Linked DNA regions of Mus musculus: all the other regions are linked to region 3. The links are chromatin loops, found by intact Hi-C in ENCODE. Cell type or tissue: heart. All regions are shown on one strand.

Region 1 (8,000 bases), 280 kb after region 3:
CAGGGCAGGAGAGTTAATATATCCTTGTACTTCTGTTACTCTAGAACCACTCCTGGTACCAACTTCTGTATTAGTCAGGGTTCTCTAGAGTCACAGAACTTACGGATAGTCTCTAGTTAGTAAAGGAATTTATTGATGACTTACAGTCGGCAGCCCAATTCCTTACAATTGTTCAGTTGCAGCTGTGAATGGAAATCCAAGGATCTAGCAGTTACTCAGTCTCACACGGCAAGCAGGCGAAGGAGCAAGAGCAAGAGCTAGACTCCCTTCTTCCAATGTCCTTATATTGTCTCCAGCAAAAGGTGTAGCCCAGATTAAAGGTGTGTTCCACCACACCTTTAATCCCAGATGAAAGGCATAGCCCAGATTAAAGGTGTGTTCCTTAACTCGGAGATTCAATCTTCTGGAATCCATAGCCACTATGGCTCAAGATCTTCAAACCAAGATCCAGATAAGGATCTCCAAGCCTCCAGATAAGGGTCACTGGTGAGCCTTCCAATTCCGGATTGTAGTTCATTCCAAATATTGTCAAGTTGACAACCAGGAATAGCCACTACAGAGAGTATGAGAACATGCTTGTAGTATGTAGTCTGGAGCATGCAGGACTCAAGAGGCTGGCCTGTGAGCAGTCAGGCAGGGCATGGTGGAACATAGAGGGGCCCTGCCCCTCCCTCCAGGGCTGGTGAAGGAGTTGAGACAGCCTCACTGGGCTCTTATATGTCAGCCACATCTCCGCCCCTGACTCCACTTCTGTAGCAGGCTCCCTAAGTAAGAATCCCATGAGATAATACTGTCACAGGCCTAATGGAGCACTGGGAACAAACAAGGGTCGCATAAATCTTATCTGCTCTAACGATGATGACACGTCCTTGGCTTCCCTAGGCAGTCTAACATGAGTGAAGTGTAGCTGAAATGGCAGAGAGGCTGGCTGTGACAAAGGAGCTTTGGGAACTGAGGGGGCCAGCGGAGGCCACAACTCCTAGCTGTGGAAGGGGCCTGTTGGGAATGTGTCCCAGAGGAACCAGCACCCAGGCACCCAGTATTGGGGAAAACAAATCAGGGAGAGGTGAGGTAAAAACGGGGGGTGGTGGGAAGGCAGTGATATAACTCTCAGTCCCCCTGGTACCCTCAAACAGCAAAGAGCCAGCCCTCTCCCAAACTCACCTTCCTCTCTCTCAAGACCAGCAGACAGGGGCATCTTGATTCAGAAATGCAAAGCAACTGGACATCCCCTTGGGCAGGAGGCTGGAGAACCTTTCTTGGGGCAACTGACTGCCTCTAGAAAGGGGCATTTTAAGTCTACCCCCAAAAAGCTGGCTTCCCCACTTTAGGCAAGTCCCATAGTCAACCAGTCAGGCTGCAGAGTCACCCACTGTCTCACTGGCATCTCACTTGGGATTTTTAGTGCCTTTTCTCTGATAGGTGTCACCTGCCGGGGATCACCATACTGCCAACAAGGAAAACCTGGAGGAAATGAAATCCGGCAACAGCAGACAGAAGGCAAAGCGAACAAGGTCCAGGACTCATCACCTGTGAGACAAAGCCTCGAGCGTAGCTATGACAGCAGGCCTCTTCAGAGGGGGCAAAGGGGACAGAAACGGGAAGTATGGAGAAATAAATGATACTGTTTGAATATCAACATAGGAAGTTCTGAGAAGAATGGAAACTAGCAAAAGCTCTCCCAAAAGAGAAAAGTAAAATAATAGTGATAATCTTCCAGAATCCAGAGACAAGTCTCTAGCTGGACAATGTACAGTTGTCCTTGTACAATGAAGGACAAGAAGACCTACGCTGACACAGTGAGCAGGTCATTTGGAAGCTTTAGAAAGCCAAAGATAAAGAGAGATCCTAAAAGAGAGAAGAGGGCTGTGAGGAGGGGAAAAGAAAGCCCACAGGGAGCTGTGAAATTTGAATCTGATTTCGGAGCAGCACTGAAAGGTTAGAGGCCCACAGCAAAGGCCTCAAGAAGTCTGAACAAACCACATTTCCAATGCAAACTCCATCCTAATTCAAACTAACCACTGACTGAAGGTGAGCATAAAACAGAGATATAGTCTCAGGCACGTAGGGAGGAAAAGTCATTTCAAATCACCTCTTTTCAGAATGTTACTTGAGGCAGCAAATGGAGAGGCCTTAGCAAGCGTTCTCCCAAGTAAGGACTTCAGGGCAGGGGACAGACAGGGAGAGATCTCTGCAGACAGCTGTACTTCAGGGCCCGAGGGACAGACGGCTGAGCTAGGGCAACAGAGTCGATCTGTGGATGACGGTGGACAGTAACAGGAAGAACTGTGTCGTACGGCTATGAAACGGGATTAGAAAGAATTATCCCTGGGGACAGAGGACAATGAGCCCGAGAAAGGGAACAGTTAGTAACTGTCAAAGTGTGAGAGAGAAAAAAAAAATCAGAACACGTTACTGAGCTGGTTAAATATTTACCAATTCGTGGTAACATATATCTGGAATATGGATTCAATGGAAATATGTGTGTTAAAGCTCCCAGGAGGGGTGTGTGTGTGTGTGTGTGTGTGTGTGTGTGTGTGTGTGTTGGGAATCATGAAAAGAAAGGGAGTATTTTCTACCCTCCTAGATGCCCATAGAACTGTCTCCAGGGACTGGCTCGGGTTTAACACACTGCTAGGCAACCTGGGACTGTGAATGCAGCTGCCCTGGAAGAGGAAAGAAGGTTGGGTTGATGAGGTCATTTGGGGGAGGGGTGCTGGTTACCATAGAAGTACGACTTTTTGAAACAGCCTTATTTTTATTACCTTGAGAAAAATGGAAATCCATATTACGTGCATGTAATCAATCACTCTGAGCAAGAAAGGCATAGAATAAGACTCAGCAAAGCTAAGTGTCCTGCGGTGGACAAGTCCAGACAGGAACTGAGTCAAGCTCAGCGACGCCCAGTGACAGCAGGGATGCTCTCAGGAACCGACCGTGTGAGGACGCGCTGTAAGCACACTCAGACTTCAGAGCCAGCTGGCTCCACCCTCCAGTGCTGGAAAGAGTTTAAACCGTTCGGTCCTGTTCACTTCTGTGGAGTTAGCAGAGCGCAGGAGAGACAGATGACCACGATTTGCGTGTGTTTGATCCTAAGGCTTTTACTTTCAAAGAGAGGAAAAAATACGGGACCAAGGGAACTTCTTCTCATTGACCGTGAATTCTCAGGCCACAGAGCAGTGGAGACGATTTCCATAACGTTCCACCTCACTCGACACACATTTCCCAGCAGCCTTTGATGCTTCAGTGAAGAGGTCCCCAAGTGCCACCCCACTCCCCACATTTGCCCTGTAGCCTCAGCTCCTACACCCCCTCCAATCTGCACTCCTCAGAACAGGTCGGGAGGGATATTTGGGGGGGCGTATATTGAAGGTACCAGGATTCCTGTTAGTGTACACACACACACACACACAAGCTCATCAACCATTGGTCCTCCTAAGCTGGTAGGAGTTATATATCCCTGTTAAGTGGTATAAAGTTCAGAAGCCCAAGCAAAGCCTTGGGTCCTGTCCCTTTTCCCTCACTAGACTATTGCTCTATGGAGCCACTGGTATTGTGTTTTATAAAAAAGAAAAAGAAGCCAGAGATATGTTTGGTGGAAGGGAGGTATGTGTGGGGGAAAGGGGTGCCTCCCTTCCCCCTGAGGAACCAGCCACATGAAGACTATATTATAGAATAGAGTTTATTTAGGGCATGGGGAGGGAAGTTGAGGGGGTAGTAGAGACAGAGAAAGGCAGACACACACACACAGAGCGAGAATGAGAGAGAGAGAGAGAGAGAGAGAGAGTATAGGTGGGCCGTGAGCATGTGGGGGGGAGGGGAATTGGGAGAGAAGGGACAGAGAGGGAAGAGGGGAAGAGAGGAAGAGCAAGAGGAAGAGTAGAGAGTGAGGAGGGGGCAAGCAGCCCCTTTTATAGTGAGTCAGACACACCTGGCTGTTGCCAGGTAGCTGCGGGGCCTAGAAGAAATGTCAACAACCAGGACCCCATTCTGATCATCCACTATAGGTTAGCACTTTCCCTCTAGTCAGGCCTGGTCCAGTATGAGCTCTAGATCCTCAGCTAGGACAGGGGGTGGTTGACTTTTGAATAAAAGAAGAGAGCAGTGAGCATTCAGCCTCCGCCACCCCCCCCCCCCCGGCGTGAGCTGCCACCCCTCACAGTGCCTTATCAGCAGGTGGACACACACCCCTTACATCAGGGCCTCTTGGGGTAACTGCTCTAAACACAAATTTCTGACCTATCTAAAGTCTCCTGGTGCTTAAAGTCCCTGCCCCAGGCTCACCGCCTTCCTCCAGGGGGCAGCAGATAGAATCAGAGTCCACCCACCTCCAGACCCAGCACTCGGCTTCCCATGCTGTGGGGGCTCATGACTGTACATCTGAAAGCACTGGCTCTGTTTCCTCTCTGTATGGTCAGGCTCCTCCTAAAACTCCTACGAGGAGTGAGGGATGGGCCAGGGTGAAACAGCAAAGTCTAAAGCATCCAGGGCACCTTACAGTTAGGAGCCCCGAGGCTGTGGGTGGGCAGTGGAGAGTGAACATACACAATTGCAGGAAGCAGAAGGTGGCAGGGCCCCGGGGGCTTCTCCCAGTCTATGTGCCTTCTGCATCCTGCTCCACCGCAGACTGGAAGCTGGAAGCAGAGGGACTACACTCAGGCAAGCCTTGGGTTGGGTCCTAGCGGCCCCTTGTGGCCATTTCTCTGGCTCTCTCCACCAGCCTGCACCTGCAGGTGGGAAGAAACCTAGGTCCAGTAAAGGCTGCCCAGGGCTGGGCTATGTGGTGAACTTGGCCAGAGGGCTGCAGCCCCTTGAGCTCACTGAGTGGCTTGGGACAAGCCTCTGAGCAGAGCCAAACCAGTAGTCAGAGAAGCTTGGACAGAAGGACCTCAGAGGACGTGGCTTGCCCTTCACAAATTCATCATATAGAGGGAAACTGAACCGTGGATCCTGGCAGGGGGCCACGTGACCTACCTTGGCATGAGCACAGAGCTGGGAGAGAGCCACTGTGTGCTGGAGAAGGGGGCTTCCAGGGCCAGAGGGGCCTGCCCCAGACTCTCATCCCTACCTGACTCCCTTCCCTGACCCCGCCACCCCCAGGTGACCCACCTTCCCTTCACTGTCTCCACTCTTCTCCCTCCCCAGAGCCTTCTTGGATGCCCGCTGCTCACCAGTCAGGTTGGGAGCAGGAGTTCACATCCTAGCCTCAGGAGATCCCCCGAAGCCCCTCTCCCTGCCTGAAATCTCTCTGCCGAGTCCGCACCACAGATGCCATTTCGAGGACCCTCCAGAGCTCGCCATGCTCGATTTCTCAGAACCAAGGTCCCTCCCATGTCCTTTGCACATAAGCTTCATCTCCTTCTTCCTCATCTGCGAGACCCCATGACAGCTGGCCACACAAACACACAACACACGCACACAGATGCACATATACATACACACACATACATATGCATGTAGACACATGCATATACATACATATGCAGATACACATATACACACGTATACATAAACACGCATACACATGCAGATACATGCACCTATAAACACATATATACATACACGTGCAGATACACATACACACACACACACACACAGTAGACTTCTTTACCACCTATTACTATTTGGCCACTTCTAACTCAAAAAATTGTTTTTGGATGGGGGTCTCATTATTAAGCTCTGGCTGTCTCAGAACTCTCTAGACCAGGCTAGCCTCAAACTCACAGAAATCTGCCTACCTCTGCCTTCTGAGTGCTGAAGCTGAAAGCATGCCCCACCATGCCTGGCCTCTTGCTCGGTTTTTAGAAGCTGGATTCACACGCACTCATGGTTCCTTCCTGGCCCACGGAAGGAGCTCTAAACTGTCTTCATTCCTAAATCCTGTGGGCACTGCACTGTCCCGCTCAGCAGCTTGCCAGAAGCACTGCCCAACTCCTGCTTGACTGCATCCCTCCCAGGATGCACCTGTCCCTGTCTATAGCTAACCCTCTACTGTCATGGGCTGGCAGGAGCATCCTTCTCAGTGTGGTGTTAGACTTAGCCCCAGGATCCAGCCCCATCCTGCCCTGCCTGATAGCTCCTCCAACTCCACATCTAAAACTCTCCCTGACCCCCAGTGTTCTTGTCTCTTGAATCAGGGACCAGGCCTTGTCATGATTCTTGGCTGAAACTCCCTCAAGAATGAACCCGGACATACCCTGAATGACACAGGGACACCAGAGCCACACAACAGATGGCACATTTTTGACCTTCCTGGTTGTCCTTCATGCTGGGTTGACAAAGTCTTCTGAAGATGGAATGGGAGAAGACATTCTGGGTCCCCCACCCCGGTTATCAATAGGGAGGGGAGTCTGCTCAACTCATAACCCATCAGGATCTCTCCACATACCAACCCCAAACCATGCCAAGGTACCCTCAACACCAGAGGATACTGTACCTCCCGCCCAGGGCTCCTGACAGTGCTAAAAGGCTTCTTTGTGGGGTGCAGGAAGAAGGTGTGTGTGTGTGTGTGTGTGTGTGTGTGTGTGTGTGTGTGTGTGTGATGCAAGTGCCAGTGTGTACACGTGGAGGCCAGAGGAGGCCATCTCATGCCCTATTCTACAATGCCTCCCCTATTCCTCTGTGAAAGGGTCTCTCTCTGCCTCTGAAGCTAGGCCAGCAGCCATGGAGCTTGGGACATCCTTGTCTTTCCACCCTTCCCCCTTAGCAGTAGGGTTACAGGCACGGTGGTGGCCATGCTCAGCTTTTAACTCTGGCTCTGGGAACTCCAGCTCAAGCACGTCTGTGCAGCAAGTACCCTGGTGTGCAGTCATTTTTCCAGCCCCACGTCAGAGCCTTCTTAGAGACATTTCCCTTGAGAAGCCTTTCCATTTGCCCAGGCTGGTGTGGCTCATCCTGGGGGCCCAGGCCCTGCTTCCTTCCCTGAGATCCTCAGATATGAAAGCCTGTTACTCACTTCAGAGCATTCACACCTGTCACTTTTTCTTCCAGGACCCACTTCTGTCCCATCTATCCACATTCTGATTGCAGTCCGGCCCTTGCCTCTTCTAGCTGACTACAGACCTCCACCTCTCAGACCCTAGTCCTCTTCTATCCCAGCCTGCTGGGCTGGATGACCCAGCCTGCACTCACACCTGTCCCCTAGAGGAGTTGACAGCTATGCCTTCCTATGCTTGCTCTACCAGAGAGATTTGCATGTATCCAGCCTGCATGGCATATAATCACTTGATGATTATCCATGTCTTACACACGGAAGCGAGGCTCCGTGTCCCAGGCCAAGTATCCAGTCTGTGCTGGGAAGGGCTTTCCCAGACCAGAGTTCCACAAGAACCAACAGCCGTTCCAAATGTGGTTTAAATGGAAACCAGCCTTGGAACTGCTCCCCGCCCCCCACCCGTTCTGGATGGAGGCTGTGTGTCCTCTTTCATGCTGTTTATTCTTTTGAACAAATTGTGAGTTTTACAAGACATTCAAAGTCTGTGGTGGCAAACACATGTCCCCGTGGTGAGTGTCACTTGGCTCACTGAAGTGAGGGCTGCGAGTGCAACAGGCGGCCACACGGCCCCTCCTCCTTGGGCTCACATGTGAGGCTCACATCTTGCTGCACCAAAAGCCACCTCAGGAAGAAGCTGTCTCCACCTCGGTGTCCCTTTCACATCCCTCAACCCCACACTCATAGTTCTGCAGAAGTCTCACAGCATCTGAGGGAGGGTGTGGTATGCCTACCTAGGAGAGAGGGGAACAGGTGTGCAGGAAGGAAGAGGGGACAGCCCAGGGCCATGAGCTGGGAGCTGGAGCTCTGGTCTCCTAGCTCCAAAGCTGGTTTCTCTGAAATCCTCAGAGCTTTTTAAGTCAAGGCAGAAGTCCCTTCTGCTTGGCCCCCTGTCCTAAATGGACCTGAGTCTCCAGAGCCCTTGGGAATCTATTCATCTTCCAGGCCTCAGTTTCCCCTATGAAGAACAAGACGATGGGCCCTGAACTCCACAGTCCCCATGTTCCCA
Region 2 (8,000 bases), 120 kb before region 3:
TGGACTACCATCACCTGGTGAGCCTAGTTGTTCTCTACCAGCCTGGGCAATATTGCAAGACCATATCTCAAAGGGAAAAAGAGAGAAGTTGGTTGCCAAGTATTTTTATCTATTGGAAAAGCGGCGGTAGCCAAGCTAATCCTTACAGAACATTTTCAAAATAATGCTAAATATTGTCTATGAGATGAAGAGAGAAAAAGTTACTGATCCCCCTCCTGCTTCCCTAGCCCCCCTCAAAATGACCTGTACTTTAAATGTGTAAGTTCAAAATTGAAAGTACTATCTGATGGTAGAGCTTATGAGCCCACTAAGGCCCGGGGCTTGACAGGCTAAACATCCACTCAAGTACTCACTAGCTAACGAGAGAGAATACTACCACCCACCTGTTTCGCAAGCACAGCGAGCACAGCACCAGACTCCCGTAGGCCTCAGTGAACTTCTGTAACGCCCTGAGCCCTGCCCCTGGCTCTGTGAATTTCTGTCTGGCTTCAGCAGCAGAGAACAGCTTCTCAGCGATCTGCTCAGGAAAGCCGATGAGGGAATCAATGTGATCAACATTGTCGGAGATGAAGCCCAGCACCAGACTGAAGAGGGACTTAGCAGAGTATCGCAGATTCCCCTCTCGGGTGTACGTGAAGATAAAGTGATCGGTCTTCTCTTTCTGTGCAGTGTCGTCTTCCCTGTTCATGCACAGCTCCACGGAAAAGCCTTTGGGAAAGAGTCTGAATGGTCGTGGCTTCTGCAGGCTGTTTTTAACACCATCCAGAGCCAGGTTGACCATGTGTAGCTGCCCATTTTCTCGAACATAGATGGGCCCTGGATCCAGGTGGGCTTCTGAGTTGAGGTAGTAAGCCATTGCCTTGGTTGCAACTGTAAAAGCAAGGTGTGTGGAGGCAAATCCAATTAGAATGTCATCTGCAGCTTCACCTTGCTGTGCCCACAGCTTTATGATCCTACCACTACCAGGAAAGCAAGACTCACCAGTTGCTGAGAACTTTGTCACTATGAGGCTGTTCTACTGTTTTTACCTGAAGTGCCTCTTTTGCATTTTTCTCACCTATTTAGTAATCTACTCATCTTTCAGAACTTTGAGCTCAAATTTCATTTGGAGAATTCACCCAGAATTTACAAAAAAATGCCAGCAACAATTCTTTTCAAAGTAGACTCACAGCAGCACAGCTTATGTTAGCAGAGCAACGAGGAGCATCAACTAAATGCCCAACACTGAGTCCTAGTAAACAAAGCATACACTATTTCATCAGACATTATGAACCCACTAGAATTCTGGAATTAAAAATGTTTACACACAGAAAACAGTAACTCCGCTAGCGGGTTTGGCACTTTCCACACATCTCTTTGTTGCACTTGGCTCACTGTCTTATTGATTGGCTTCTGGGTCTGTCTTAGCTGCTTTGCACACAGAGAGAAAGACCACATTTAATTCAGACTCCATAACAGGACTCTGGTACAGTGCAGTCCCTTGGGAGAATGTCATGGAACTAGTTTACAAGTTCCATAAGCCTTAGGTAAACCATGAGCAAAAGGATGTCTTGAATTTACAAATAAAGGCCTCCACAACAAAGGCTAAATAAAATCATTACAGTCTTCCAGTGTTCAGATTCTGTCCAAGCACTTTGAGGTAAGTTAAAAACCAAAAAGCAGTTATGTTTTTCTTTAATCCCACTGGTGACATTATGCATCAAGAATTATAATAAATACTATTTTCTTGAGTGAGATTTCAAATTACACAAGAAACTTCTATGTTAAATAAAGGCATCCGATTATCATTTCTACAATAAGAAAGGGGGAAATGTGGATTTTAATAACATGTCAGCCTATCAGTATTTCTCTCTCTCTTTTTTTTTGTTGTTGTTGGGTTGTTTGTTTATTTGTTTTGTTTTTGAGACAGGGTTTCTCTGTGTAGCCCTGGCTGTCCTGGAAATCACTCTGTAGACCAGGCAGGCCTCGAACTTCATCTGCCTCTGCCACCCAAGTGCTGGGATTAAAGGCGTGCCCCACCACACCTGGCTCCTAGCAGTATTTCTAAAACTCTGAAACTATCCCTCAAAGACTTTGGTTGACTTTTGGAGGTATATCAAGTCAGGTTCTACATCAATACCTACAATGTGGCCTGAAGCCACTTACAAGTGTCAGCAAACAATTAAGTTAGTGACAAAAATGCTGAGTCTCTGAAGATCAAGCAATGATCCTATTTGTGGGAATCACTACTGCTCATTTTTCTCCTGAGAATAATTATGTATATAAAGCACATCAGAAAGGAGGGACCAGCCTAGCCCTGGAGCCTCACCCTTTCCAGCTCATCTACTATGTTCTATTCTGTGGCCCTCCCAATGCTACATGGGTAAATTGCCACTCACTTGACCCACTGGAATTAGCTTAGTTTACTGCTTTTGGTTGTTCTGCCTGACCTAGCTATTTCCTGTTCATCATTAACATTCAGCTCAACCATCACTCAGCATTCTCCTGGGAAACTTCTCCAACCCCAGTACCAGTCCATGTCTGTCTGGTTTTCCCAAAGCACCCAGTGTTTCCTTTTAGACAACACTTAGCACTGTGTACTATGTTCAATTGTTACTGTACCCAAAGCTGTGAGTTTTTTTCTTTCTCAGGCCGAACATGGTGCTTAGTACTGAGTAAGCACTCAACAGATATATGCTGAACTGAATGAGACCTCAAAGGGGTAGATTTAGTGCTGCGTTGAAGGGCCTGCTGATATTGTTGCTAGGAGCCAGCTCCTCTTCCAGGCAACAGCTGCAGGCTCCTCCCCCACTTGTCAGCCCCTTCTGCAGGTGGTAGAAGCAGAGCAGATGATGGGGCTATATTGCTACTGGTACTATGTGGGGGGTGGGGGAGGGAGGACAAAACAACTAAAGTAAAAACCAGTTTTTTTTTTTTAAAGTCTTGTCATAGTGCCAGTTCTTACACTTCATATTCTTGCCAGCATTTAAGGGCTGCTGCTGAAAAGATGCCCTCCCCACTTGCTATAAAAGCTTCTTTCAGCAGGGCAAGCATTTAGCCCCTTCGACCTCACAGACCTTAATCCTAACCTGGAGAAAAAGAAAATGCTCTTTGATCTTTAAGACTAGAACCTCAAGCTGGGCAGTGGTGGTGCACGCCTTTAATCTCAGCACTTGGGAGGCAGAGGCAGGCGGATTTCTGAGTTCCAGGCCAGCCTGGTCTACAGAGTGAGTTCCCGGACAGCCAGGGCTACACAGAAAAACCCTGTCTCAAAAAACAAACAAACAAACAAACAAAAAACAAAACCAGACTAGAACGTCAGAGCCTACTCTACCTAGGTATCAGAAAGTAAATACTACGTATGGCATAAAAACAAATTATTTGCTAGACAAGAAATGATCAAGTGGGTAAATGAAGGAAAGAAAACATATCATTATCACCATTTTAGAGTGGCCAGAAATTTAGCATGTAGTCCAGGCTGGCTTCAAACTCAGAGAGATCCTTCTACCATGGCTTTCCACATACTGGGATTACAGTCATAAGCCACTACACCTAGCCTAACAATCTAACTGTAACAGCAGAAGGGCAAATCCTATGAAGATAATGTATCTTAATGGACCAACACACCATAATACTGATGAGGAGGACAGAAAGACGAAAACCCAGGTTTTACATATTTGCACTGCTCTTAATTCTCCTCTCTAACGTCCCACAAACTTTGGAGTAAAACGGAATGAATGGATGACAGTGTCTCATGAAAACTAGAAGTATGATTCCATCCAGCAGAGGGCACAAGTAGCGTGGGACCAGAGTCTGGATGCTAATCCCTTACTCTGCCCCTCCTGGCAACTTTACCCTTCAAAAACAGGGGCACAGTGAGGACTAAATCACATCTTCAGACTACTTATCAAACAGTATTCTCTTTTTAAATGATGTAAAAATTCAGTATTTACTGAAGAGTATATCTACATCATTTGTCCAGGCAATAATCCAAGGCTTTGCTTTCTTCAGTTATTTGAAGAACTACTCTTAATTTAGGGAATCATGCATGGTAACCTTTTTTTTTTTTTTAAAACATCCTGCATTCTTCCAATAAAGTACTTCCTGAAGTTTGTAATGTACTATAAAATGATCTAAGGATTAAATGAATGTCTGAACTTTCAACTTTAAGAACCATAAAGGGTAAAGCTTCTCTCCTGGATATTGCTTGCCCGTCACTATTATTCATGTTGGCCTCTACAAACTGGCCCCTTAAAAGACAAGAGCCTTTTCTTGCCTGGGGGTGTGAAGGTTGGAAGTGCTCTTTTAAACTGGAAAGTTAAGATAACATGTATCTGCAAGATAACAATGTTCAGTGTAGATCTCTTGCAGCTATGGGTCAGATTAACAGAGTGACTGGCTGACTGGCGGTGTTCTAGCCCACTACAGAGAAACAGCTCTGTGATCTACCTAAGCATTACAAAGCATTAAAAATGTACAGCAGTGCATTCACATTACATTAGTGAAGCTAAAGTTAGCACAAAGCATATCATTTCTTCAAATAAATGAAATATAACCTTGGTACATTAAAAATTCAGTTCTGTAAAACATCTTTAAATGAGAGAAGGATAAAATAATTGACAACCAAACATAAGTTTTAAAACCTTGAATCCAGCTTCCAAGCAAAAAGCATAAAATTATTCCAGACAAAGAGAGGAAAGAGGAGAGAGGCATCAGGGTAATAGTGCTAAAACTGTGAGCTGAGCCTATGGTTCAGGAAAAAAAATACCAAAACCAAAAATCAGAAAGAACACCTAACCTTAATAAATCAGTCTTCTAAGAATAAGTAGGCCAAAATAATGATCAACAATAATGATTCCAGATGTGACTGAAAGCTACCATTTTTTATATACCTACAAGCTAACAAGCACTGTAAGGTACAACATAAAATGATGTCATGCAATCACTGATCCTATGAGGTCAGTATTGCCACTTTATGGATGAAGAGCCTCAGAGAAATGAAGGAACTTAAGGCTCACAACTCCTAAGTGAGAGAGCCTGAATTCAATCACAGGTCTGTGTAATTCCAAAGCACAAGATCTTCCCACTTGTATCTCAAGAATAAAAATACAACATCAGCCTTAAAAATATTCTTAAAACACTCAAAATTAACATCACCGGCCATTTGATCTCTCTGGAACTCACAATGGCTCAAACTGGGAGTTAAGAGGGCAGGGACTATAGTAAAAAACAGTGGTCATCTGAGGAAGAGTGGGTGGAAACAGAACCAGGGCTCACTCAAGGATGAAGCGCTCCCCCTTCACTCTGCCAGGGCAGAAATCCGCCATATCCACACACCAGGAAAACATCTGTCAACCCACTACCTTCATCTCAAGACTGCAGACACCTTTGGCTCATTTGAAAATGTAGTGGTTTTTAAAGACTTTTTCTTAACATAGGAAGAAATCCGAAGAGAAAGTAGTTCCAAAGTATCTCTAACCAACTAACAATCCATCTTCATTGTTCTGTGTCACCGCCATTATTCAATTTCCCACTACTTCTTTTTTCCCTGTAACTTGCCACTTCCCTACCTGCCTTCTCCCCCAAACTGCAGAAACTCATGTCCTATCCGGGCCCATACTTTGTCCAAGAGCAAGCTAATCTCTCCCACATCTTGATAGTTTTACCCACTCTTTAGCTTTTCAAACAGAAAAAATTTCAGTCCCCCACCCCCCAAATTCTAACCTTCCCCATTCACTCCCAGATCTTCTACCCATCTTCCTCACATCCCAGACTCTCCCGTGCCCCTCAAAAGACTCAACCCCGCCTCCACCTGTCTTCTAGCGACCCGTCTCCAGCCCCCATCCTTCTCTCCCTCCTCACGAGTCTTCCTCTCACCATCGAGGTTCCTCTTAGCACCCTAGTCTCCCCATCTCTTTCCCGGTTTTGCGTCCTCAACCTTCAGATTCCCCTTTCTTCACGCCTCACTATCTCCAACTTCCCAATCCACGGCCTCAACTAGTTTCTTCCCTGCCCCCCCCCGCCCCACCCCTCCCCCTATTCCAACCCTAGCTCCTTCCCTTGGTGCACTCCTCAACCCCTTTTCTTTCCCCCTTTCCCGGCACTCCCACCCAAGCTTCTCCCCAAGTCCACCTAAGCTAAATCCGCTCCCTCTCCCGCCCAGAACCCTAAATTCTCACACACCCTCAGTCTAACCCGGGACGCCGCGGACCCCACCCTTAAGCCCACCTCAGGCACCCCTACCTCTTCATCCTCCCACCCCTCCCACCGCGAGCTCTACCTCGTCCCTAGGGCCTTTCCCCTCCCCCAGCCCCTCACACTCCGCCCCCGCACCCACGCGCTGCCTGAGGCTCGGCGAGCGGCCCGGCCCGCGGCCGCCACCTACCTGTGCCCCTGCCCGGGGCAGCGAGCGGCTGCACCTCACTGGCGGCTCCTTCCTCCACTGAGCGGCTGACCGGGAAGCGGCTCGGCAACCTAGGCCACAAAGCCCGTGAGGGTGGGACACACACAGAGGGTGGCAAGAGGGAGGGGCTGGGGGCGACCTGGCGCCGCGGGACTGAGGTACCAGCAGGGAGGGGTGGGGGGGGAAAAGAACTCGGCTGGGTAGGCGCGCGTGCGCGGGGCCGGCATGAGGGGCGTGGTCTGATCTGGAGTGGGCGGGGCATGTGGCGGGGCGGGGCCGGGAGTGGGTTGGGACAGCCGAGCTGAGAAAGCCGGGCGGTCGCAGGAAGGGTGAAAGGGGCGGGGCGGGGCCGTGCGTGTGCGTGCCCGCGCGAGGGCATGTCCCCCGAGATCTCTTGGAGGCCCCCCCACCTCCCCGAGGCAATGCAATGTAAAGGTAGTCCTGAGGAAAGACGCGCAAGTGAGGTGGCGCTTCTAGGCGGAGCCCCTGCCAGGAGAGGGCGGGGCGGGGCTGCGCAGGGCGCGCGCCTGGGAACTCCTCTGAGGCTGAGGCGGGGCGGGAGCGAAGCGAAGCGAGGCGGGGCGGGGCCAGGGCCGGGCGGGGCGTGACGGGCGGGGATCGCGAGCGGACCCGGTCCTTTCGCGGAGCTACCCAAGGCCCAGGCGAGCGGGTCCGTGCAGCACGGTGGGCGGGCACCGAAGAGGTGGGAGCCCGGTGGCGAGGCCGGCGGAGGGTTGCGGGCGGGAAGGAACCGGTTGTGAGGAGACGCGCGGCGGGTGACCGCGGGTGGAGCAGCGATGTCGCTGGGAGAGAACAGAGTGATTAGGGCCTGGCCTCTCTCTAGGCCCCCCTCCCCAAGAACTTTTAGTGCCCTGAAATGATGCTTTGACCCTCAGAAGGAAGAACAATTACAAATGACAGTTAATATGCCAAACGTAACACATTATCAGCACGGTCCAACCTCAAACAGGAATAATATTTAAAGTCAATGTGGGTGCATTTACGTTATTTGAAATTATTTGAGTCTTGGAGGTGAGAGGACTGTGTCCGGGCTGCCATTATGGGAGAAAGAGAATGACCGGTTTTAAATTTACACCAGAGCTACCAGTGGATGCTGTAGGAAAGGATTTGGGGCAGGCAGATGTAAGAGCACACAGACCCAAAGGTGCTGGTCAAGGAGAAAATCAACCCAGGACGTGACCCAGAGGTTTTCTGAAAGAAGTACCAGAAAGGGCTACACTGTATATTTAAAGAGAAAATCAATGGCCCTGGGAAAGGGTAGGGAATCCACCGTCCCTGTCTGTAAAACCCAGAAGGATGGATGGTGTCCTAGAGCCTACTACCACTTTGGTAGAGAGTCCCTGAGGGTATTCATCCTCGCTTAGATCAAGCATTGCCTCTCAAACCTCCATCTTGGAGCTGTGTGGAAACATGTCTGCTGGGTGGTTTTATGGGTTTCTTGGGATTGGTTTGCCTCTTTCTCATTAACTGCAACAAAACCTTAATGAAAGCCAAATCTCTGCCCCTGGTTTTAAAGAACAGATATTGGTAGTTCAGGTATATTCATTTTTTATTAAAGTGCTTTATATTCACTGTATTAAAGTGCTTGTTTGCTTTT
Region 3 (8,000 bases):
TGGAAGAGCAGCCAGTGCTTGTCGCCACTGAGCCGTCCCTCGGCCCTCTCTTAGTCACTCTGGTTTTTGTTTTTTTTCTATTAGTCACTTTTATATCTTTGGTTTCAGCCTGTTCTTTAATGGTTGACAGTCTCCTGCAGGTCACTTTTTAAAAATCCTTTTTTCTTCTATATTTTTTATGACCAAAACCCCTTTTGCTGTTGTGTTTTTTAGCCCTTGAATTCCTTCTAGTTCAACTCCCGTTTGTGATTTGTTAAATTTTGACTTTTTTTGTAAATTCTATAATTACTGAGTTATAATTACACACAGCAGTATTGATTCATTTACATCACATGTTAGTTAATCTTATTCTGTTTTGTGTGTGTGTGTGTGTGTTATAGTTTTGTGTGTCTAGGGAACATTTTCTGAATTCCTGTTTAGTTTTCACTGGCAGGAAAAGAGGAAGTGACATAGCAGCTCCTGAGTGACTGGGGAGTTAGTTACAACATGGTTACCCAACCAAGAGCCTGTAACATCCTGTAATGTACCAGATAATTTCTGAGCAAAACCTCATTCAATACCACAGCTTACAAATGGTCTCATCATTGGCAAGGAACCTGGAGATCACACAGCGACTGCGGGTGGTGTGGGTGCTTGTGGTCATTTCGACCGCTTCAGGGGACTAAGTCCTCAGTTTCTGCCTGATAGCTGTGGTTAAGTGGGCAGTGTCTCCTTCATCTCCCTCTGCAGCCTGGCCTGGTCCTGGGCTCACTGGGCGTGTGCTGGGCAATAACTCTCCCACTCCCTCATGCCATCTGTTCTTTGCCTGCTGTGCTCTTTCAGCCTTTCCACACTTTGGTCAGTTTTCTACATTACACATTTCTTTGAACTAGATATCAAAAGTCGTTCCAGATGGACATTCTCTGATATACTTAATTTCTTTTGTCTTCCTCATTATTTTGTCCATTAAATAAGCATTCTTGGGCTTCTGTTAATGTGACAAGCACTCTGGAAACAATAAGCAGCGAGACAGAGTCAGACAAAAAGGGTAAACATCTTTCTTTTTTTTAAGATTTATTTATTATTATTTTTTTTAAAGATTTATTTATTTATATGTAAGTACACTGTAGCTGTCTTCAGACACTCCAGAAGAGGGAGTCAGATCTGGTTAGGATGGTTGTGAGCCACCATGTGGTTGCTGGGATTTGAACTCCAGACCTTCAGAAGAGCAGTCTGGAAGAACAGTCGGGTGCGCTCTTACCCACTGAGCCATCTCACCAGCTCCCCAATTTATTTATTATTACATCTAAGCACACTGTAGCTGTCTTCAGACACACCAGAAGAGGGTGTCAGATCTCACTATGGATGGTTGTGAGCCACCATGTGGTTGCTGGGATTTGAACTCATGACCTTTGAAAGAACAGTCAGTGATCTTACCCACTGAGCCATCTCTCCAGCCCCGGCAAACATCTTTCAAAAGATGACTTAAGGCTATAAAAAATAGGGCACCCTGTCCAGGCCTGGAATGTTAGCACTGGGGTAAGCTGAGGCCAGTCTGGATTAATGGCAAGACTCAGCCTCAAAAGTCCAAGCAAAGCAAAGCAATGTGAGAAATCTTATAAAAAGTAAACTATCCTGACTCTGAAGACTTCATCTTTCCTGTGTAGATTAACCGCGGAGGTGAAGGCAGGTTCCTTCGGACTGCTGTGGTTGCTTTAAATACCGGTTTCCTTCAAGCTCAGTGGCTCATTTTTCCACAGTTGTGACCCTCTTCCTGTGGTCCAATATGACCCTAGTTCCCAGCCACACCCTGAATCCTGGCAGATGAATGGAGGGAGGGATTAAAAGGTGAAGACTGGCCGGGCGTGGTGGCGCACGCCTTTAATCCCAATACTCGGGAGGCAGAGGCAGGTGGATTTCTGAGTTCGAGGCCAGCCTGGTCCACAAATTGAGGTCCAGGACAGCCAGGGCTATACAGAGAAACCCTGTCTCGAAAAACCAAAAAAAAAAAAAAAAGTGAAGACTGAAGCCAGACTCGGGTGGTGAATGAATTTTATCCCAGCAGAGGCAAAGACAGGCCCATCTCTGTGAGTTCGAGGCCAGCCAGGTCTACAAAGTGAGTTCCAGGACAGCCAGGGCTATACAGAGAAACCTTGTCTAGAAAAAAAAAAACAACAACAACAACAACAAAAAAGTTTTCTCTGTGACTTGGAAAGATTTCTTCTTGACAGGTTTATTCTTGATCAACCAAGTATAATCCCAGTTTGTCTTTTGGCTCAGGTGTGATTGGTATTAATGTAATTTTGGAAGTTAATATGATATCTTAAATAAGCCAAGAAGCCATTGTTAGCAAACAGTACAGAGTATCTTGTGCCATCTCAGTTTCTCTCGGTAGCCTATGAGTTTATACAGAGTGAGCAAGACACCATGTCTACCTCTGCCTTCCTAGGGTGTTGAATGTTAGCATTGTAAAAAAGCTGTTAGCACTACTCACCTAGGTTTTTGATGAGGCCAAAAGTAATCAGAGAGAGGAATTTGAGCCAGTGAGAAGTTGTATGTGTGCATGTTTGTGTTTGTATGTGTGCACATTTGTGCATGTGGGTGTGGAAGCCAGAAGTCTACTTTGTGTGTTGTTCCTCAGGCTCCCTCCACCTTGTTTCTCCCAAGTGCCTACAGCTCAGAGTAGGCTTGGCTCACTAGCTATAAGCCTCATAGAGCTCCCTATCTCTGCCTGCTCAACACCTGCCCACCTGCCCAGCACCTGCCCAGCACCTGCCTAGCACCTGCCTAGCACCTGCCCAGCACCTGCCTAGCACCTGCCTAGCACCTGCCCAGCACCTGCCTAGCACCTGCCCAGCACCTGCCTAGCACCTGCCCAGCACCTGCCCAGCACCTGCCCAGCACCTGCCTAGCACCTGTCCAGCACCATGTTCAGGTTTTCCTCCTGGAGTCCAGGTACTGAATTCTTGTCTTCATGCTTATGTAGCTAGCTGAGCTACCTCTCCACCAATGGTAATCTTCTTTTTGGAGACAGCTGTTTCACATATTCCAGACTAGTCTCAAACTCACTAGCTAAGGATGGCTTTGAGCTTTATAGCCTCCTGCCTCAGTTTCTTGAGTGCTGCCATGTTTTGGGAGGTGCTGTAGGGTTTGGTATATATCAGGAAAGCATTTTACAACTCAGTCACACCCCAGCCTTCAATAGTTGTCTTATAGTATATAGTATTTACATCTTTACCCCATTAACAGGATGTTGTGTTTTTATCCTTATTTTACACTTGAAGAAATAGAGGCTCTGTGAGGATCAAGATGCTGCACTTAACAAGTATTAATAGCTGAAGCTAAAAACCAAAACATACCTTTCTTATCAATAAAACACTTTATTTTTAATAAAAGGAATTCAGTGAAGTTACTGAGTATTAAGACGGCAGCTTCAGTATCCTGTGGTTTCACTTTTAGAAAGATGCCATTCTGGGCTGAAGAGATGGCTCAACTCTTAAGAGCACTGACTGCTCTTCCAGAGGTCCTGAGTTCAATTCCCAGCAACCACATGGTGGCTCAGGACCATCTGTAATGGGATCTGATGCCCTCTTCTGGTGTGTCTGAAGACAGCTACAGTGTACTCATATAAATAAAATAAATGCATCTTTAAAAAAAAAAGAAGAAGAAAGATGGCATTCTGGAAGAAAAAGTGATATAACAACCTTTTCACTCCCAGTGGTTATTACAGCTTTAGTTAAAAAAAAGAAAGAAAAAAATAGAAGAGAAAGGGAGGGGCTGGGAGGTGAGTCCCGTAAAAGGCTGCTCCTCTAGAGTATCCGGGTTTAATTCCCAGTAACCACATGGCAGCCAACAACTGTAACTCCAGTTCTAGGACACCCCAACTTGCTTCTCGTTACACCGCGAGCCTGTACTTTGGAACTCCAAGTTCCAGAATGCAACGCTCCTCTTCCCCTTGGTTCTCAGGGGTCGTCGAGACTACAGTTCCCAGCATGCAGCACCGTCGCCCTTTGTTTTTGACGCCCAGATGGACCCTGCTTCGGAAGGACTTTTTGGACTCCAGAGGACGCTTCCTCGAGTCACAGCCCACCTGGAGGCATGTGGCTACGGGGAAGTTCTGGCCGGTTGAGTCTGTTCAGGCGAAGCTGCGGAGAGATGGTCTGGCGGCTTTGCAGAACCCTGCCCAGGCAGCGTACCGGGCAGCCCCAGCTGGGTCCTCCCGGGGCCTTCCTGCCTTTGAACAGTGGTGGCGGGCGGACACTCTGTCCCCGGCACGCTTGAGAGCGGGGGCCGCCATCTCCATGGCCACGGCTGCGAGCGGGCCCTGCGCCGGCGGGTCGCCGCGGGACATCCTTTGGCGCGTGAGTTAGCGAGCCGTGGCGCTCCCTGCCTCTCTGGCGGTGCCTGCGCGCTTGGCTAAAGGGGCCTGTCTTGGAGGCGCTTTAGGAATAGCGTGTAGGGATCTGACCGCCTCGGGGATTGGGTGCAAGGGTGTGTGGGCGTCCCCGAGTGGAAGTTAGGTCTGGGGTGTTGAGCTGGAGTCCGAAGTGGAAGTTTGTCAGCGTGGTTGGGATGGCCCGAATGGAAATTTGGTGGAAAAGTTGTAGAGCAAAAGGTTAGTGATTCGAGCTAATGCATAATAAATGGCTTGATTCCTTGGGCTAGGAAACGGGAAGGGCTGCTCTGTGTTGAAAGAATGTGGCCTTAGCAGACTCTGGGGTTGGGGAGACGCTAAACCGAGCATATATTCATGGTTTATTTAAGACAGCCTACTCTAGGCTTCAGCTAAGGAGAGCTCACCTCCTTGCATCCATTCTGTGTTTGGGGGGTGGGGAGTGGGCGCAAGGAGAGAAGTAAAGAGAATGCAAATAGTAGTGGTTCATGTTAATAGCCTAAATGGAGAAGCAGGATTTGCATGTCTGAGTTAGAGTAACTGACTTCTTGATTGAAGAGTTGTGTTTAATTTTAGGTTTTGGGTTGGAGGATAGTTACCAGCATCGTTTGGTCAGTAGTGCTTCTACCCGTCTGCATCACAGCCTTTATAGTCTTAAGCAGCATCAATTTATTCCACCCTATACAGTGGCTGTCAGGTAAGTGGTGATTTTTAATTACTGTCTGTATTGACATTAAAACATTACGTAAAGGCACTCACTCTCTGCATTTCTGCACTCACAGAACTGTCATTTTTGTTATATAAAATCAGTAAGTGTGTCAGGGATTATGTATGATGACAGGACAGATCATTAGAAGACTACTTATATACACAGCTAGGTGTGATGGCCCAGTGTCCTGGGAGGCAGAGGCAGGACGACCTGAGTTCAAGGCCAATCTGGGGCATATATATAGTAAATCCCTAGAGGTGCAGTAAAAAAGAAAAGGAAGCCACACAAGTATTTATCCTTTTGTCTTTTCCTTAAAAAAGGAAAAGAAAAGTTGGCTTATTTGTATTTTTCATGTGTATAAGTATTTAACTTGTATATATGTATGTTCATCACCACGTGTGTGCCTGGTGCTTATGGATCCCCCTGGAAGAGTTGCAGATGGTTGTGAGCCACCATGTGGGTGCTGGGACTGAACCCAGGTCCTTTGGAAAAGCCCTCTGCTGAGCCATCTCTCCAGCCCCAGTTCCCTTGTCTTTTCTTGTTTTTCCTTTCCCTGCCATCCATTTAAAATTGCAGATGGGAATTGTGACTGGTATTAAAAAAAAAGTCTAATCTAGCTAGTTGTAGCACATTCTTATAATCCAACTCTTAGGAGAGTGTAGCAAGAGGCTCCAGAGATCCTGGCTAGCCTGGGATACATATAGAGAAACTATTTCAAAAGCAATAAGAAAAAGCTATACAGTTATTTAAAGAATACTTTATTCTTATGTTGTAGCCAACAAAGAGAAGAGAGGCCAAAAACTAAAGAATGTCAGGGAAGACTTAGTACAAGTCTGCTGAGACAGAGGAGATGGAAACAGGCTGGATGCTTATTGGAATCTTTGGATGTGAAAATAAAATGATGATGTTAGGAGCTGGAAAGACGCTGAGAGGGTAAAGTGCTTGCTGCTTGAGTTGAAGACCTGAATTTAGATTCTCAGTACAATCAAGAGTCAGCTGTGTGATGCATATCCTAACCCCAGTGTTGTGGCTCATTGGCCAGCCAGCCAGCTGCTGAGCTCTCGGTTCCGTGAGAGACCCTAGCTCAAAAAATAAGGAGAGCCACAGAGGAAGAGAGCTAGTGTCGCTGTGGCCTTTACATGTGTGTGCATGAGCAAGCACACTCATACAAGACTCATTATGGTCCATGAGTTCACTGAAGCACAAATTAAAAAAATTAAAAAGTCATAAAGGTACAGAATAGGTTTTGAAGTCTTGAAAATATTCCCTAAGACTAAAAAACACAAATTACTTTGGGAGATTTTTTTTCTCAATAATATATTCCTTATTTTTCTTATAAGAAAGTGTAGGCCATCAAGGAGTTAGAATTTGTTGTCGTTGTTGTTTGGCCTTTGAGAATATCGCTACTAAGCGATACAATCATGCTTTAGCTGATGTGTGTCATATTTGCTGAATCATGCAGGACTGATGAACATAACCCATAAGCCCTGGCAGAGATGGCAGATGATTAATTGTTGGAGACCTAGGAAATCTGGGATTAATTTTGGTTTCTGAATTCTACTTTGAAAATAATTGCTTTCATTATTAAGTGAGTCTATTCAGCCAGCATGTCTCATGTCTCTTTCTTTTGTTCATATTTTTAGATAGTAACATACTCATAGTTTAAACTTGGAAGCATGTTGGTTGTTGAGTGTCTGGTTGGGTTTTGTTGTTTAGACTAACCCTTTTTAGGACTGGTAAGTTACACTGTTTCCACATTACTTTTCCTTAGCTGAGGCACTAATTGCCTTTACTATATAAAGTTCAGAAATACTGTTTACATTTTGAAAACAAACTTGGCTTGTTACTATGGTAGCTTTCCTATGATGAAATGTTTACATATGGTTGTATTTTCTCTGTTAGCAACATCTGTGTGAATTAAAAGAAATTCTAATACCATTTTCCAGTACCCAAAACAAAATCTGAATAATTTACTTTGGAGTTCTTGTGTTGATGTCCTATTGGACCTGACAGCAGCATACAAGTAAATTCTTAAAAATTCTTTGAAAGTTAAAATTATAGTTGTAGAGTCTGTTGAGATGGCTCAATGGTTAAGGATGTTTGCTGTCTAAGTGTGGAGACCTGGGCTTGGATCTCAACACTCACAGAATAAACCAGGTATCCCGTAGATGCCTGTAACGCCAGCTAGGAGAGATCTAGTGCCCTCTCAGGCCCGTGCCGTGTACACAGATACATTTAACGTTCACAAATACATCTGCATACACAAATAAATGAAGTTAAAAACACCATAGTTGTAGTTCAAATGTTGCAGTGTGCTGAACACAACTGAAAAACTGAATGAGCATCACTAATTCATTTCTCTTGTGTTTTAGATTCTTGCAATGACTTCTATAGTTCCCAAGTCATCTTTCACCTCCTGCTGCTGGCCGTGGTCATTATAATAATAAGTATTTTCAATGTGGAATTCTATACAGGTAGGTTTCAGAATTTTAACTTTCTTAAAAGTTTGAGCATCAGATGTGGTGGCACATGCTTGTAATCTTAGCACTGAGTAGGTCTGAAGGAGGGTCACCATAAGTTTGAGGCCAGCTTCCGCCACATAGTGAGTTAGACAGTTAGCCTAGGTTAGATGGCAGATTTTGTCTCAAACAAAACAAAAATAATTCATCTTACTTAGGGCAGACTTTAAGAAATGTGTGCATAGCTGTATTCTGTTATCCTTTCAGTTGTACTTACAATTACTTTGGTGTTTCTCTTTTGAAGAGACATTTAGACCTTTCATGATAGTCGTTTATGAGTCTGCTGTGGGGAAGCTGGGTATATAAAGAGGTCAAGTCATAAAGACAGAGTGGACTGTTAGTGCCAGGGGCTGCAGCACAAAGGGGTCAGGAGGGCCTGGGGCAACTTGCCAGCAGTGTG

What was found. A loop is a pair of places that touch in the nucleus more often than their neighbours do. Peaks named below come from ENCODE experiments on the same cell type or tissue, not always from the same donor. Only the 100,000 strongest peaks of a DNase experiment are listed, where the experiment ranks them.
Region 1: a loop joins it to region 3, with 16 times the contacts of the local background. A loop is called at or near these places in 6 of 42 quality-filtered maps.
Region 2: a loop joins it to region 3, with 2.4 times the contacts of the local background. A loop is called at or near these places in 9 of 42 quality-filtered maps.

What each region holds. Positions count from the first base shown.
Region 1 is chr4:107,648,453-107,656,452 of GRCm38, forward strand. No RefSeq gene overlaps it. Among named protein-coding and RNA genes, the nearest start is that of Gm52673, 26 kb to the left of the region's middle. In heart, a CTCF peak has its summit at 4,700 (motif pointing left); no DNase peak of the experiment used is centred here; H3K4me3 peaks cover 374 bases; H3K27ac peaks cover 524 bases; H3K27me3 peaks cover 2,267 bases.
Region 2 is chr4:107,246,911-107,254,910 of GRCm38, forward strand. It overlaps Lrrc42 (leucine rich repeat containing 42), which reads right to left and starts at 6,623. Exons shown (of 8, transcript NM_029985.2): 1 at 6,365-6,623; 2 at 384-870. The coding sequence starts at 856. Hspb11 (heat shock protein family B (small), member 11) reads left to right here and starts at 6,993. Exons shown (of 6, transcript NM_028394.3): 1 at 6,993-7,085. In heart, CTCF peaks have their summits at 3,763 (motif pointing right) and 6,382; DNase peaks (open chromatin) are centred at 5,811 and 6,721; H3K4me3 peaks cover 3,513 bases; H3K27ac peaks cover 3,789 bases.
Region 3 is chr4:107,363,809-107,371,808 of GRCm38, forward strand. Ndc1 (NDC1 transmembrane nucleoporin) reads left to right here and starts at 4,239. Exons shown (of 18, transcript NM_028355.4): 1 at 4,239-4,340; 2 at 4,949-5,069; 3 at 7,454-7,555. The coding sequence starts at 4,281. In heart, a CTCF peak has its summit at 3,606 (motif pointing left); DNase peaks (open chromatin) are centred at 3,993 and 4,203; H3K4me3 peaks cover 1,756 bases; H3K27ac peaks cover 1,366 bases.